Linked DNA regions of Homo sapiens: region 1 is linked to region 2. A link is a loop called in an ENCODE intact Hi-C map of the cell type or tissue named here. Cell type or tissue: PC-9. All regions are shown on one strand.

What was found. Peaks named below come from ENCODE experiments on the same cell type or tissue, not always from the same donor. Only the 100,000 strongest peaks of a DNase experiment are listed, where the experiment ranks them.
Region 1: it touches region 2 in a loop (5-fold over the local background); 2 of 110 quality-filtered maps call a loop at or near these places.

Annotation. Positions count from the first base shown.
Region 1 is chr12:58,420,982-58,428,981 of GRCh38, forward strand. No RefSeq gene overlaps it. Among named protein-coding and RNA genes, the nearest start is that of LINC02403, 340 kb to the left of the region's middle. RefSeq lists enhancers at 4,101-5,048, 5,053-5,132, 5,313-5,432. In PC-9, no CTCF peak of the experiment used is centred here; DNase peaks (open chromatin) are centred at 4,660 and 5,260; H3K4me3 peaks cover 2,600 bases; H3K27ac peaks cover 3,053 bases.
Region 2 is chr12:58,307,178-58,315,177 of GRCh38, forward strand. No RefSeq gene overlaps it. Among named protein-coding and RNA genes, the nearest start is that of LINC02403, 220 kb to the left of the region's middle. In PC-9, CTCF peaks have their summits at 3,397 and 3,596; DNase peaks (open chromatin) are centred at 3,414 and 3,794; H3K4me3 peaks cover 529 bases; H3K27ac peaks cover 2,951 bases.

The DNA of each region.
Region 1 (8,000 bases), 110 kb after region 2:
GGAAGGACTGCAATTCTTTCAATGTCTAAATCCCCAAATCTAAGATTCATTTATGTATTATGAGCTTGCGGTTTAGCTTCATCTCTGCTGTAGGTGTACAGTACCTTCATTAACATAAATATTATAGCAGCATAAGCTCTATTGCCTTATTTAGTAGATGTTTTGTACGTTGTGTGTGCAGAATTGACATCATCCCAAATGCTATCAATGTCAAAATGACAGAAAAGGATGTAGAGCGTCCTAAAAATGGACACAATGAGTACCATTCGCTGTGTATTAGTTAGGTGTTGGTTGTAACAGAGACAAGATAGCAGTGGCTTAAATAAGACAGATATTTCTGTCCCATATAATCTTGGGGACAGGCTGGAGGCCGGGACTGACAGGTAGGACAATTAGCAGTCATTGCCACCATCTAAAATGGTCATTTATATTCCACTTAAAGGAGATGTTCATTCATTGTGCTGAATCAACACGAGTTAGTGTACAATGTATGGCCAGGTTTCCTGGTTCATGGTGGTGCAAGCTAAAATCACATAAAAAAATGAAAGCAAACAACAAATAAAACAACATATACCGGCATTAATAAGTTTGTTTGCTGCTGCTTATCTGTTTTCCTACCACACTAAATAAATTGTGAACTTATAAAATGCATGGTGATGAGTTAATTAATAAAGCTCAATAACACACAGGGCCAAATTAGCACTCTTAGGCTAAATGGGGCTCAAAGCAGTAATTACTAGAAATTTTTGAGTTGTGATAAAACCACTGACATATATAAACCTTTGAATTGTGTTATTAATCATATCATATGATAATTTTTAAAACCTACACATTCTATCATAAGTAGAATAAAACCTGTGAAAAGTTTTCAAGTGCAAAATTTAAATTTTGTTAATGATTTATTTAAAAAATACAAAATGTACATTTTAGGATTATTCTAGATGTAATTAAGGGTATAAACAGAATCTAAATATTTAAGATCAAATCTGTATAACAAATTAAACTAAGATTTTAAATCCCATCTATGACCAATGATTAGCAATGATCAGAATGATAGAGAATTTTAAAAAAGTGATTCACGGGCTCTACCCTTGGAGATTCTGATTTTGTGGATCTGGTGTAAGGCTTAGGAATGTAACTGCCCAGTGGGTTCACCTTGCCCGCTGCCCAGGCAGAGCCAATTTACCAAGACAGGGGAATTGCAATGGAGAAAGAGTAATTCATGCAAAGCCAGCTGTGTATGGGAGATCAGAGTTTTATCATTACTGCAGTCAGTCTCCCCAAGCATTGAGGATCAGAGTTTTTAAGGATAATTTGGCAGGTAGGGGCTCCGGAAGTGGGGAGTGCTGATTGGTTAGGTGGCAAATGGAATTATAGTGGGGTTGAAGTGAGTTTTTCTTGCTGTCTTCTGTTCCTGGGTGGGATCACAGAATTGGTTGAGCCAGATTATCAGTTTGGGTGGTGTCAGCTGATCCACTGAGCACAGGGTCTGCAAAATATCTCAAGCACTGATCTTAGGTTTTACAATAGTGATGTTATCCCCAGGAGCAATCTGGGGAGGTTCAGACCCTTGCTGCCTGGCCCCTAAACCGTAGTTTCCAATCTTGTAGCTAATTTGTTAGTCTTACAAAGGCAGACTGGTCCGCAGGCAAAACGGGGGTCTTTTTGGAAAAGGACTATTAACACTTTTGTTTCAGAGTCAAACTATAAACTAACTTCCTTCCCAAGGTTAATTTGGTGGACACCCAGGAATGAACAAGGACAGCTTAAAGCAAGATGGAGTTGGTTAGGTCTGACTTCTTTCACTGTCATAATATCCTCAGTTATAATTTTTGCAAAGTCAGTTTCAGGAGCTTGCATTTTTAAAAAGCTTTCCACATGATAGAAATCTCTGGTATAGGTAATTTATTCAGGAGCACAAATTTACATCAGAATAATGTCTGAGATATTTGAAATATTAGATGTTCTAGAAAGTGTTTTTAGATTCTTTCCATTAAAAAAACTCTGATATTGTTAGTATTTTGGCAAATAAAGTTCTTCTTGCTATTTAATGGCATTTATGAACCTGTGGCTAAAACAGATCACTTACAGATAGTAGATTCTTGTGTGGCTACTCCCACTATTTTTATTACATGGCTACAGAGCTATCTCATTATTCAATGCAATCAAACCTTATGTCAGTAAATGGAAATATGTGGATTTTAAAATAGAGGATTTTACTCCCCACACTCAGTCTAATGAAGCTAGCAGTTTAAAAATCCAAAAATTATAAAGTGAAATGCTCCTTCCTCTTCGGATGATATTCCTGAACTCCAATAGACAGTGTTGGGCCCAAGGTCGTTGTCCACCCAGTGGTTTGATGAAAAAATCACTGACATAAGGCAGATTGATTAGTTGGAGAAAAGACACACAAATTTATTTAATGTGTATGCATGGGAGCCTTCAGAATGAAGACCCAACCTCGCAATGAGGTACAGAAACTTGCAGAAAGAATGGGGGGTTGGATGGACAGAACAGGTTACAGGAAAGGGAGAAGAGGAATTCTACTAACCAGCAATAAATGATTACTAGGGAGAAGGACTGGATCCAGGGAAACAGAAATTAACTTGCAAATATTTCTGTTTGAAATTTAAATGATCCTTGGAGACAGTCATTATCTTATTGAAAAAAGGGGTTTGTTCAGGTGTAGTTTCATTCTTGGTCATCTTTTCTGTAATGGCCACAGAGGGGAACAAGAAAAATTGTTCTCCTTGGAGGTCTGGATCTTAGGCAGATAAAGGAACTTCAATGTCTAGGAGAGGTCATAGAGACCTTGAAGGTTTCTTCAGTGCAGCATGTCAAAAATGCCATATTTGGGGGTATTGTTTCTGAGCCCCAACAATAGCCTTTGTAGGAGAACAGAATATGCCACCCTAAAATATGCCTTTTTGGCATAAGGGTTATTTTGAACTAATTATTTTGAGAAATGGCAGACACATGAGAAACTCTGAAAACAGAGTTAAAGCTACCCTTTTTGCGAGGGAAATTAACATCTATACAAAAAATCTCAATTTGTAAAGCTATCTCTCTGTCTGTCTGTCTCTCTCTCTCTCTCTCTCTCTCTCTCCCTGCCCCCCAACCCCTAGCCAAGAAGAGATGTATGATTATAAATCATTTAAGACTCTTATCAATGGAGAAGGCACCCACTTAAATCTGCATAACAAACTTTTCTCTTATTTACTATGCTTTTCCCATACCATTCTTTCTTTCTTTCAGTGGTAGATTGTCTGTAAACCCAAGTCTAAACCATCTCTTTGAGATTTAGTGATTTCTCTAGATAGCTCCCATGTATACATGAGGTTACATGTTAATAAAATTGTGTGTTCTTTTCTTATCAATCTGTCTTTTGTTATAAGGGCCCATTCAACTAAAAACTATGAAAGTAAAGAGAAAATCCTTTTTCCTGTCCTACACCTTAAATAGGGAACATATGACTAAAAATATTCAGTCAAAAAGAATTTTTCTGAATTGATGCTGAGTTTCTGTCAAGAAAATTTGTGGATACCATACAAGGGAAAAAATGGGAACATAAAATTCTCACTTTCTGGTGCATAAAGCAGTGGGTTCATTTGTTAATATGGCTTTTAGTTTCATTATCAAAATTTGAACTTTTATGGTACATTAGCTGAGCTATTTCTAACATTCTTCTGAAAATGAGAAGATTCATGTCAAAAATTGGCTGTGACATATTTCTAATAAACAAATGGATAAGTGACTATCAGCTGCCTCTGCAATTCCTACTGACTTGAAAACTGCTTACTTTGAACCATTCAGGATAATTCTAGAAAGTTATAATGATTTTCTGGGAACATGCAAATAATGAAAGTCTGAGAAGTGATTACATTACCATAGTTTTACTCTGGAACTTGGCATAATGAAACTGAAACTTTTGTCAACAGTTAAAAATATTTGAGATTCGCTGAAGCAATCTAGTGCTAATGTCTGGAGTTGACTTTATAATTGAGACAATATGAGCCCTACTGAATGCAGTTATTGTGATAGAAAGCTAATCTAAAGAAAGTAGGAACACAATAGACTGCACACATTCTCAACCAGTTTCAATTTGGTATTTCAGTTTTAACAGTAAAGGTATCAGACTGCTGAATATTTTATTGTTGTGTAACCACCAAGGATACTGTGTAGACAGGTAAGATATTTTAATTTTCCCTCCTCTGGTGAATACAAGACCCATCAATGTCAGGAGTGGCACAGTGCAGCTATAAAGTAATATTTTCTTTTGCATTCCAACAGCAGAAAACATCTCTGGCTGCCAACAGTATCTGTATTTAAATTCTTCAGAATCACAGTTTCTTGTTCTTGCAAAGGACACACATTAGGGCCTGAATGGCCTTTGAAACTCATCTTATTTGTATTTGAGTGAGGGCTAAATTATATATCTTTTCCACACTAGGAAGAAAGAAAGTGGATTAAAGAAGAAAGATAGCTGTTTGAAATGCACAATGCCTTTACTAGGAACTAAAGGAATTGCATTCAATGGAAGCTGAATTTCAGACTAGTAAATGTGTTGGTAATCCTCTCTTTGTTTACTGAAAATGAATCACTTCTCAGTTTCTGAAAGGAAACAAAGAAATGTGCCCTGTGTTTGCAAAGGCTATAAATCCTCTAGTTGAGGCCATTTCAAGCTCACTGAGACTGCTGGTAAGGTTGAGTCATGCTTTCAAGAATGCATGGTGCAGTTTCAAAAAGAAAAAACAAAATGTGTTCCGAGTCAGCAGCGTTGCTGAGCAAACTGATGGTGAGTTTTCTGGAGAATCAGCCTTCAGCTCTGTGCCCACAGTCAGGTCACCCATTTATTCCTCAGAGTCAAATGGCAAATGTGTTCGTGCTGGTAAAGGTCAGTCAACACATTCAACTCTTACCCTTGGAGAGAAAGCTGGAAACCATCTTGGACACTTCTCATTGGCTTAGGAATGTCAGCTGAACTTGGAAACCTGCCCAGACTGTATTTTGCCATGACTGGCAGAGATAGGGTCTCCCACCAACTTCTCAGAACCACACTTGCAAAGATTAACTCTTTTGCACAGGAAACACCAACTTTCTATCTGGCCACATTGCTGCCTGAGACATGGCTTCTATTCTGAAGAGCTGCCAAGAGGGAGACTCTGTATGGCTGAATAGGAACAGCTCTGGTCTGCAGTTCCCAGTGAAATCAACACAGAAGGCCTGTGATTTCTGCATTTCCAACTGAGTGTAAACAAAGCTGCCAGGAAGTTCGAACTGGGCGGAGCCCACCGCAGCTCCACAAAGCCTCTGTAGCCACACTGCCTCTCTAGATTCCTCCTCTCTGGGCAGGGCATCTCTGAAAGAAAGGCAGCAGCCCCAGTCAGGGGCTTATAGATAAAACTCCCATCTCCCTGGGACAGAACACCTGGGGAAAGGGGCGGCTGTGGGCACAGCTTCAGCAGACTTAAACATTCCTGCCCATTGGCTCTAAAGAAAGCAGAGGATCTCTCAGCACAGCCCTTGAGCTCTGCTAAGGGACAGACTGCCTCCTCAAGTGGGTCCCTGACCCCCATGCCTCCTGACTGGGAGACATCTCCCAGCAGGGGTCGACAGACATCTCATACAGGAGAGCTCCAGCTGGCATCTTGTGGGTGCCCCTCTGGGGGACGAAGCTTCCAGAGGAAGGAACAGGCAGCAATCTTTGCTGTTTGGCAGCCTCTGCTAGTGATACCCAGGCAAACAGGGTCTGGAGTGGACCTCCAGCAAACTCCAGCAGACCTGTATCAGAGGGGCCTGTTAGAAGGAAAATTAACAAATAGAAAGGAATAGCATAAACATAAAGAAAAAGGACGTCCACACGGAAACCCCATCTGAAGGTCACTAACATGAAAAACCAAAGGTAGATAAAACCACGAAGATGAGGAAAAACCAGCACAAAAAGGGTGAAAATTCCAAAAAGCAGAACGCCTCTTCTCCTCCAAAGGATCACAACTCCTCACCAGCAAGGGGACAAAACTGGATGGAGAATGAGTCTGATGAATTGACAGAAGTAGGCTTCAGAAGGTGGGTAATAACAAATTCCTCCGAGCTAAAGGAGCATGTTCTAACCCAATGCAAAGAAGCTAAGAACCTTGAAAAAAGGTTAGAGGAATTGCTAACTAGAATAACCAGTTTAGAGAAAACATAAATGACCTGAAGGAGCTGAAAAACACAGCACAAGAACTTCGTGAAGCATACAAAGTATCAATAGCTGAATCAGTGAAGTGGGTGAAAGGATATCAGAGATTGAAGTTCAACTTAATGAAATAAAGTGTGAAGACAAGAATAGAGAAAAAAGAATAAAAAGGAATGAAGAAAGCCTCCAAGAAATATGGGACTTTGTGAAAAGACCAAACCTATGTTTGATTGGTGTACCTGAAAGTGACAAGGAGAATGGAACCAAGTTGGAAAGCACTCTTCAGGATATTATCCAGGAGAACTTCCCCAACCTAGGAAGACAGGCCAACATCCAAATTCAGGAAATACAGAGAACACCACAAGGATATTCCTTGAGAAGGGCAACCCAAAGACACATAATAGTCAGATTTGCCAAGTTTGAAATGAAGGAAAAAATATTAAGGGCAGCCAGAGAAAGGTCGGGTTACCACAAAAGGAAGCTCATCAGACTAACAGTGGATCTCTCTGCAGAAACCTAACAAGCTAGAAGAGAGTGGGGGCCAATATTCAACATTCTTATATAAAAGAATTTTTCAAGCCAGAATTTCATATCCAGCCAAACTAAGCTTCATAAGTGAAGGAGAAATGAAATCCTTTACAGACAGGCAAATGCTGAAAGATGTTGTCACCATCAGGCCTGCCTTACAAGAGCTCCTCTTGAAGGAAGCACTAAATATGCAAAGGAAAAACCCATACCAGCCACTGCAAAAACATACCAAATTGTAAAGATCATCAACACTATGAAGAAACTGCATCAACTAATGGGCAAAATAACCAGGTAGCATCATAATGACAGGATCAAATTCACACATAACAATATTACCCTTAAATGTGAATGGGCTAAATGCCCCAATTAAAAGACACAGACTGGCAAATTGGATAAAGAGTCAAGACCCATTGGTGTGCTGTATTCAGGAGACCCATCTCAAGTGCAAAGACACACATAGGATCAAAATAAAGGGATGGAGAAATATTTACCAAGCAAATGGAAAGCAAAAGAAAAAAAAACAGGAGTTTCAATCCTAGTCTCCGATAAGACAGACGTTAAATCAACAAAGATCAAAAAGACAAAGAAGGGCATTACATAATGGTAAAGGGATGAATTCAACAAGAAGAGCTAACTATCCTAAATATATATGTACCCAATACAGGAGCACCCAGATTTATAAAGCAAGTTCTTAGAGACCTACAAAGAGACTTAGACTCCCACACAATAATAGTGGGAGACTTTAACACCCCACTGTCAATAATAGAGCAACGAGACAGAAAATTAACAAGGATATTCAGGACTTGAACTCAGTTCTGGATCAAGCGGACCTGATAGACATCTATGGAACTCTCCACCCCAGATCAACAGAATATATATTCTTCTCAGTACAACATTGCACTTATTCTAAAATTGACCACATAAATGGAAATAAAACACTCCTCAGCAATGCAAAAGAATGTAAATAATAACAAACAGTCTCTCAGACCACAGTGCAATCAAATTAGAACTCAAGATTAAGAAACTCACTCAAAACCACACAACTACATGGAAACTGAATAACCTGCTCCTGAATGACTACTGGGTAAATAACAAAATTAAGGCAGAGATAAATAAGTTCTTTGAAACCAATGAGAACAAAGACACAACGTACCAGAATTTCTGGGACACATTTAAAGCAGTGTTTAGAAGGAAATTTATAGCACTAAATGCCCACAGGAGAAAGCAGGAAAGATCTAATTAAAAAAACTAGAGAAGCAAGAGCAAACAATTTCAAAATCTAGCAGAAGACAAG
Region 2 (8,000 bases):
AAAGTGGCTACATTAGACAGCAGATTTTCGATGAAGATGAAACACCCTTTTATTGAAAGAAGATGCCATCTAGGACTTTCATCACTAGAGAGGAGAAGGCAATGCCTGACTTCAAAGTGACAAAGGACAGGCTGACTCTCTTGTTAGGGACTAATGCAGCTGGTGACTTTAAGTTGAAGCCTATGTTCATTTATCATTCTGAAAATTCTAGGGCTCTTAGGAAGTATATCAAATATACTCTCCCTGAGCTTTCTGAATGGAACAACAAAGCCTGAATGATAGCCCATCTCTTGACAGCATGGTTTAATGAACATTTTAGGCCCATTGTTGAGACCTACTGTTCAGAAAAAAGATTCCTTTCAAAATGTTACTGCTCATTGACAATGCACCTAAGTTGCCCAACAGCTCTGATTGAGATATACAAGGAAATTAATGTTTTCATGCCTGCTAACACAACATCCATTCTGTAGCTCATGAACTAAGAAGTAATTCTGACTTTCAAGTCTTATTATTTAAGGGATACATTTTATAAGACTATAGCTGCCATAAACAGTGATTCCTCTAATAAATCTGGGTGGAGTAATTAAAAATCTTCTGGAAAGGATTCAGCATTTTAAATGTCAGTAAGAACATACTTCGTGATTCACGAGAGGAGGTCCAAATATCAACTTTAACAGGAGTTTGGAAGAAGCTGATTTTTAACTCTCATGGATTAATTTGATGGGTTCAGGACTACAGTGGAGGAAGTACTGCAGATGCGGAAATACAGAGCTAGAATTAAACAGAGCCCAAGCATATGACTGAATTGCTGCAATCTCATGATAAAACGAACAATTGAGGAGTCACTTCTTATGGATGAACAAAGATTTCTTGAGGTGCAATCTGCTTCTGGTGAAGATGCTGTGAACATTGTTCAAATGACCATAAAGGATTTAGAGTATTACATAAAGTTAGTTGATAAAGCAGTGGTTTGAAAGGGTTGACTCTAATTCTGAAAGAAGTTCTACTGTGGGTAAAATGCTATCAAATAGCATTGAATGCTACAGAGAAAACTTTCATGACAGGGAGAGTCAATCCATTTGGCAAACTTCATTGTCTTGTTTTAAAAAATTGCCCCAGCCACCTGAACCTTCAGCAATCCCCACCCTCATTGGTCAGCAGCCATTAACACTGAGGCAAAACTCTCCATCAGCAAAAAGATTACAACTTGCTGAAAGACTCAGATGATCATTAGCATTTTTTAGCAATACAGTATTTTAAAATTAAGGTGTGGACATTGGTTTGTGTAGACATAATGCCATTGCACACTTAATAGGCTAAAGTATAGTGTAAATGATTTTATATGCACTAGGAAACCAAAAAATTCATGTGACTTGCTTTATTGCCACATTTGCTTTATTGCAATGATCTGAAATCAAACCTGCAGTGTCTTCAAGGTATGCCTGTAGTTTAGAGCCCTAGATTTATTCATTCTACATAACTACAACTTTGTAATCTTTCACCCACCTTTTCCTATCTGTTCTTTTCTTCCCTGCCACCTCTAGTAAGCACTGTTCTACTCCATTTTTGTGTATTTGACTTAAAAAAAAATCCACATATAAAAGAGATCGTGCAGTATTTTTCTTTCTGTGTCTGGCTTATTTTTATTAACTTAACCTGTCCTCCAATTTCATCTATGTTATTACAAATAGCAGGATCTCCTTTTTAAAACCTGAATAATATTCGTTTTAAATATTTATTTATTTTTTAATTTCAATAGCTTTTGGGGTATAAGTGGATTTTGGTTACATGGATGAATTGTATAGTGGTGAATTCTGAGATTTTAGTGCACCCATCACCCGAGTAGTGTACATTGTACCTAAAGTGTATTTTTTTTAATCCTTGGAAAGCTGAATAGTATTTTAATATATACATGTATACACACCACAGTTTCTTTATCTAGTTATCCATTGGTGGGCATTTAAGTTGTTCACATATCTTGGCCTACATAAGACCTGGACTGTAGAACTCCTAGAAGAAAACACAGGAAAAAGTTCTGTGATATTAGTTTTGGCAATGATTTTTAAAATATAATACCAGAAGCACAGGCAACAAATGCAAAAATAAACAAATGGGACTACATCAAACTAAAAAGCTTCTGTCCAGCAAAAGCAACAATCAATAATATGAAAAGGCACCCTATGGACAGGGAGAAAATATTTGTGAACCATATATCTGATAAGTGGTTAATACCAAAATATACAAGTAACTCACACAGCTCAGTAACATAAAGACAATCCAATTAAAAATTAAGCAAAGGACCTGAATAGGCATTTCTTTAGAGAAGACATACAAATGGCCAAAAGGTATATGAAAAGATGACCAACATCCTTAATCATCTGGGAGATGCAAACTGGATATCACCTCACACATGTTAGGATGACTGTTACCAAATGACACGAGATAACAAGTGTTAGCAAAGGCATGGAGAAAAGGGAACCCTAGTACACTGTTGATGGAATGTAAATTGGTATGGCCATTATGGAGCACACTATGGAGGCATTAAAAAGTAAACATAGAATTACTATATGATCCAGCAATTCTACTTCTGGGTATATACCCAAAGGAAGTGAAATCAGTACCTTGTAAAGATATTTGCACTTCTGGGGCAGCATTGTTCACAACAGCCAAGACATGGATACTTTATCCCGTTTAGTATTTACCTCTGCAGTAGCATTTACACCCTTTTTACAGATGAAAGAACACTGAGTCCAAGAGAGGGGAAGTAATGTGCCCAAGGGTGCACAATGGGATTCATCTCTGTCATCACCCAGTCTGATGCCTCTTCACAAGCCTGCTCCTGCCTCTCCGTCATGCCTCACTACCTCACCACCCCACACAAACAGCCTCAAGAGGTTAAGGAACCAACCCGTCTCAGAATTATCTGACAGTTGAATGAAGAATTCTGACTTTGGCCTCTATCTACTTTTAAAGACTGTGTTGGTTATTATGTGCTAACTGAAAGCAATATTCGACTATTATTTTTAATGGTAGATTAAAATAGAGGATGGAAATAAATAAGAAGTAAACACTTTGGTAAATTTTGCTTGCCAACATTTATTCTGAGCTGAGAATTTCACGCGCAATTGATGTCTAATAATATACACATTCAAAAGAAATAAATGAAATAAGGAATAAATGAAAAGAGCAAAATGCGCATTTAACCCTGCCCAGCCATTCTTTTGGACACCGGTGGTGCGGATGCAAATATGGATCTACATGTTTCAGTGGAGTTACATTTAGGGTTCACTTATTATTTAATTTAGTATATATTAGAATTGAGCACATATTTCATAAATCACATTACATAAACATGTGAGGCTAGGACCCCTGTATGACTCATCATTGTAGTTACTAGAATGCCCAGCAGAGAACCTTGCAGGCTTGTATAATAATGAGTGAAGAAGAATGCATCTTCAACTTTCTAAATCCTGGCTCAGTTTTTTTGTTACATTTAGTTATACATGCGGTGTAAAGGAGACATTTGAGATAATTATCAAAAAATAAATAATAATTGTTTCTACTCCCAATTTTTTGTAACATCTACATTATTAAAGCAAAAAATTATTTCAGGTTTTTAGTTTTTAATAGAAGAAAATGTTCTTAGGGTTCTGCTTTGGTTTTATTTAGTCATTGTGAAAATTGCCTCATGTTTACTTTGTGTAGATGTCCCAGATAATTGTGAATATTTCTTTAACCAGGTCATCTGGCCAGTGGTAATGTTGAGTCATAAGGAGAGGTCATGAAAGTTAAAGAATGCTGAGTCATTGTCTTTTTTGCAATCCAGTGAATATGTTCTTAAGGATTATTATTATTTTTTGAACCTATGTTGAAAGCAGTAATATAAGACCTCTAGCTATTTCTTGCTCTGAATCATGTTTGGCAAAGCCAGACATTGTGAGGATAAACACTATGCTCTATTTGTGGCTTTCAGTTCTCATCTGAAAAATTATTGAGGATTCCAGTCACGGCACATCCCAGAGCAGAAATTGTCAGACACACTGTTGTCAATGTGCCAAATATTCCTAGGAAGTCTGCAAGTTTTTTATGCCGGAAAATTACATTGTGAAGAACAAATTCATCTTTTTTTTTCCTACGGTGGACAATAGTTGAATTGAACCAAGAGAATCTTGTCAGGGATTTCTTGATAAAGGGCTGCACTGCTTCCACATCTAGGCTTAACCCCTTGGAGAACATCCTTGATAGATTTATGCAGAAAATGCAGGCATGCTAATGAGGTGAAACTGCAAGACACACTCAATAGAAACACAATGAATTCTTGAGCTAATTGCTACCAGTCTGACTTAAGTAAGTTAAGTGAGAAGCATGGTAGGTGCTCTTCTACCCTGAAAATCCTGTTTGCTCTTCCGAAAAATGCCAAAGTCACGAGATTACAATTTTTTTAAAGCCCCAGCAGTGTGTCTCAAAACAGGAGGGAGAGTTCTAATTGGAATAATTTTTTCTTTTAAAATAATTTTATTTCAGGTGCCATGTTAATGACTTTCCAGTAGTAAAATCCCAAAACAATGAATAAAATTTCAGTAAGATTATTCTAACTCTATCCCCTTTTGCATGAAAAAGTGGAAAACATTCTATGGAAGAAAGTAATAGTTAAGCACAGTAATTTGTTATGCAGCAAGAAAAAAACCAATGCAACCTACTGTAGACCAAATTTTTTTTCTTGCTAAAGAAAAAATTATTTGATGATACTTATTAAAGCATGGGTAAGGCAGACTTTAATCAGGACCATCATGATTGGTATAGGGACCATAGCAATGGGATTTTACAGACAGGGAGAGAGACTGGGCTTAACTCTGAATACAGGATGGGCAAGTGGGAATTTATAGCCAAGAAGCAGAGTGGGGAGTTGTTGGATGGTAAATTTCTTTCTTTCTTTCTTTTTTTTTTTTTTTTTGAGATGGAGTCTCACTCTGTCACCTAGGCTGGAATACAGTGGTGGGATCTCAGCTCACTGCAGCGTCTGCCTCCTGGGTTCAAGCAATTCTCCTGCCTCAGCCTCCCAAGTAGCTGAGACTACAGGTGTGCGCCACCATGCCCAGCTAATTTTTGTATTTTTAGTAGAGACGGGGTTTCACCATGTTGGTCAGGATGGTCTTGATCTCCTGACCTCGTGATCCACCTGCCTCGGCCTCCCAAAATGCTGGGATTACAGGCATGAGCCACTGTGCCCGGCCAGTTGGATGGTAAATTTCTAAGAGGTAACACCAGGAGTAGGGGAGATTCTGGCTAACCTCACCTAATAGGATTTTGGCTAAAGACAGGCCAGGTTGACCAGAAACCACCTGGGGGATAGTGGAGGATAAGGAACCTTGATCAGACATGGAGGGTGTCAGATACTGAGGGTGAGGAGTTCTTGCTAAAACTGGATTTTATGAGGAAGTTCATAGATGGGCCTACGAGAAGATTGAGAAACCCAACTAAGGTTTGGTGAAGCAAAAAAATCCTACTCAATCTACAGCATATTAATTCTCTGCCCTTAGTAACAAGTATAATAAATTTGTTACTTGTCTTGGGAGGATTAAGTGTCAAAGGGGCTGACTGAATTTTTAAATTTTCAATAAATATTTTGCATTTATGTAGTCATAGTTTAAGGCTACTCATTTGAATGCCGAATAGATATTTCAGAGTCATTCAAATAACTGATGGCCATTGTGAACCCCAAATATCTAAAACAGGTATCAGTCAATTTAGAAAGTTTATTTTGCCACGGTTAGGGGCACACCAATGACACAGCCTCAGGACGTCCTGTTGATATGTGCCCAAGGAGGTTGGGGTACAGCTTGCTTTTATACATTTTAAAGAGACATAATACATCAATCATTATGTGTATGATTTACACTGGTTTGATTTGGAAGAGTGGGACAACTCAAAGAGTAGGGGCAGGGCATCCGGGTCACAGGTAGATTTAAACATACTCTGCTTTCAATTTCAATTTCAATTGGTTAAAAGAGTTATTATCAGTTGAAAGGAATGTCTGGGTTTTATCATGTGGATGAAGCCTCTAAGTAGAGAGAAGACTGTAAATATTTCTTATCAGACTTAAGATTTGTGTTGATGTTAGTGGTGGAGGGGTATGATAACGCATGTCCAACTCCTACATCCTGACATGGCCTGACCAGTCTTTTGGATTAAATTTTATGGTACCATGACTGAGGAGGGAGTCCATTCAGACGGTTGTGGAGGGCCTTTGAATTTTATTTTTGGTTTACACCATCAATGCATTTGTGACATTCATAGGAGGCATGGAATCTGTAAGGGACAAAGTTTGGGTAGGCCAGCATTTTGTTGAGGAAGGAAAGTTTTTAAGTGATGCGTAGCAGTTGTAATGGGAATCCAGAAACAACCACACAGGAAAGGACATTTAAATACCATCACTTGGCCTGAAAACAATTCTTTTCTCCACTTAACATTCACCATCCTAGAAGGCATTCTTGGAGTGTTCTGAGTCACAGGGAGCCTCTTGGACAATTAGGTCATGTTTCCCTAATGTAAGAATATGTTTAAGAACATACAGGAACAGAAATAATAAGAGTATTAGATTTAGAATTACTGAATGCTTTATATAAGAAAGAGGAGAATTTGAACTAAAACAGCACAGTCATTAAGATCAGTGATTTTTGGAGAGCTAAGATTGAACCATGAGAGAAGTTTTTTTAATGTACATTATAACATCATTTTAAGACAGTTAAAATATCAGCTAAAACATTTTAAGTCTTTGGAAAGGATTCATACTAATATAATTTATAACACTAATGGGAGTTTTATTATCCATTATGAAATTATTTGACACCGTTACCAATCTAAAGGCAGGAAAAGGTTACTTCTGAAATATAATTAACCTGTTTTCACTTGGGAAGAATAGGAAGTTAAAAATAGAGTTATGATCTTCATCTGTATCTTTGGGCAGATTCCCCTCATGAATGAATGGAAATTTCATAGAACAATGGAGGCTGCCACATTACTAATTTTCTAGTAGAGCTGTTCAAATATAGATGGTCTGAAGTTCTCTTTTAATAGAGCATACATAATAGAATCTAGAGTCCATGTCTAATTTGAAAGTTATTCTTTTGACTCAACTTCATTAAGGGTATTCAGGGTATTGGCTTAAAGAGAGGGCATAGAGCAAATACTTGACAAACACTTCCTGGGTACAATGACAACAGACAGTGAGGAGAAAGTGGATAGGGTGGCTGCTTCCAATTCATCTCCACAGATCTTGAAATTGGGAGTTTCCTGACACTCTTCAATTTCTACCCTAAGGCCACAGAGATCTTTTAAAAATCCCAATTATTAAATGGAAGCTCAGACTTTTTTGTTAAAGTTCACATCAAGTGCGCATGTCTGGCCTGTCAACATCTGTCCCCTGTTGGGCCCTCTGGCCTCAGCTCCCCCTGCAGCTGCACTCAGTCTTTGGTCATCCCTCTGGCCATTTCCAGACGTCTGCCTCCAGGCCTTCTCAGTGTTGTTGCCTCTGGCTCCAGCGAACCACATTTTTCGTCAGAGCGTGGTTGGTTCAGTTGACCCTATAGGATTGACTCCTGTAGGAAGCCTACCCAGAGTGTCAGTCTAATTGAAACATCTTGTTCTGTCTGTGCTACCCTTTCCAGCGGTACTTAGGCTGTGAGTAATTGACTCATGAACTGCTTTCCTTATTAGATAGTGATTTCCCTGAGAGCAGGATTACTCACTCAACTTTGTGTCCCTGAGACTAGTGTGCCTGATGCTATCCTAAAAGACTTATATTAATTTCATAATTCTTAAAATACCCTAGTGAGGCAGGTATTTAATCTCCATTATATCAGTGAGGAAACTGAGGCTCAGAGAGGTTAAGCAACTTACTCAAGGCCACAGAGCCAGTAACAGGTAGAGCTAAGATATGAACACCCAGGCAGCCTGGCTTCAGAGCCTGTTCCCTAATCTTATGCTCTACTGCCTTACTA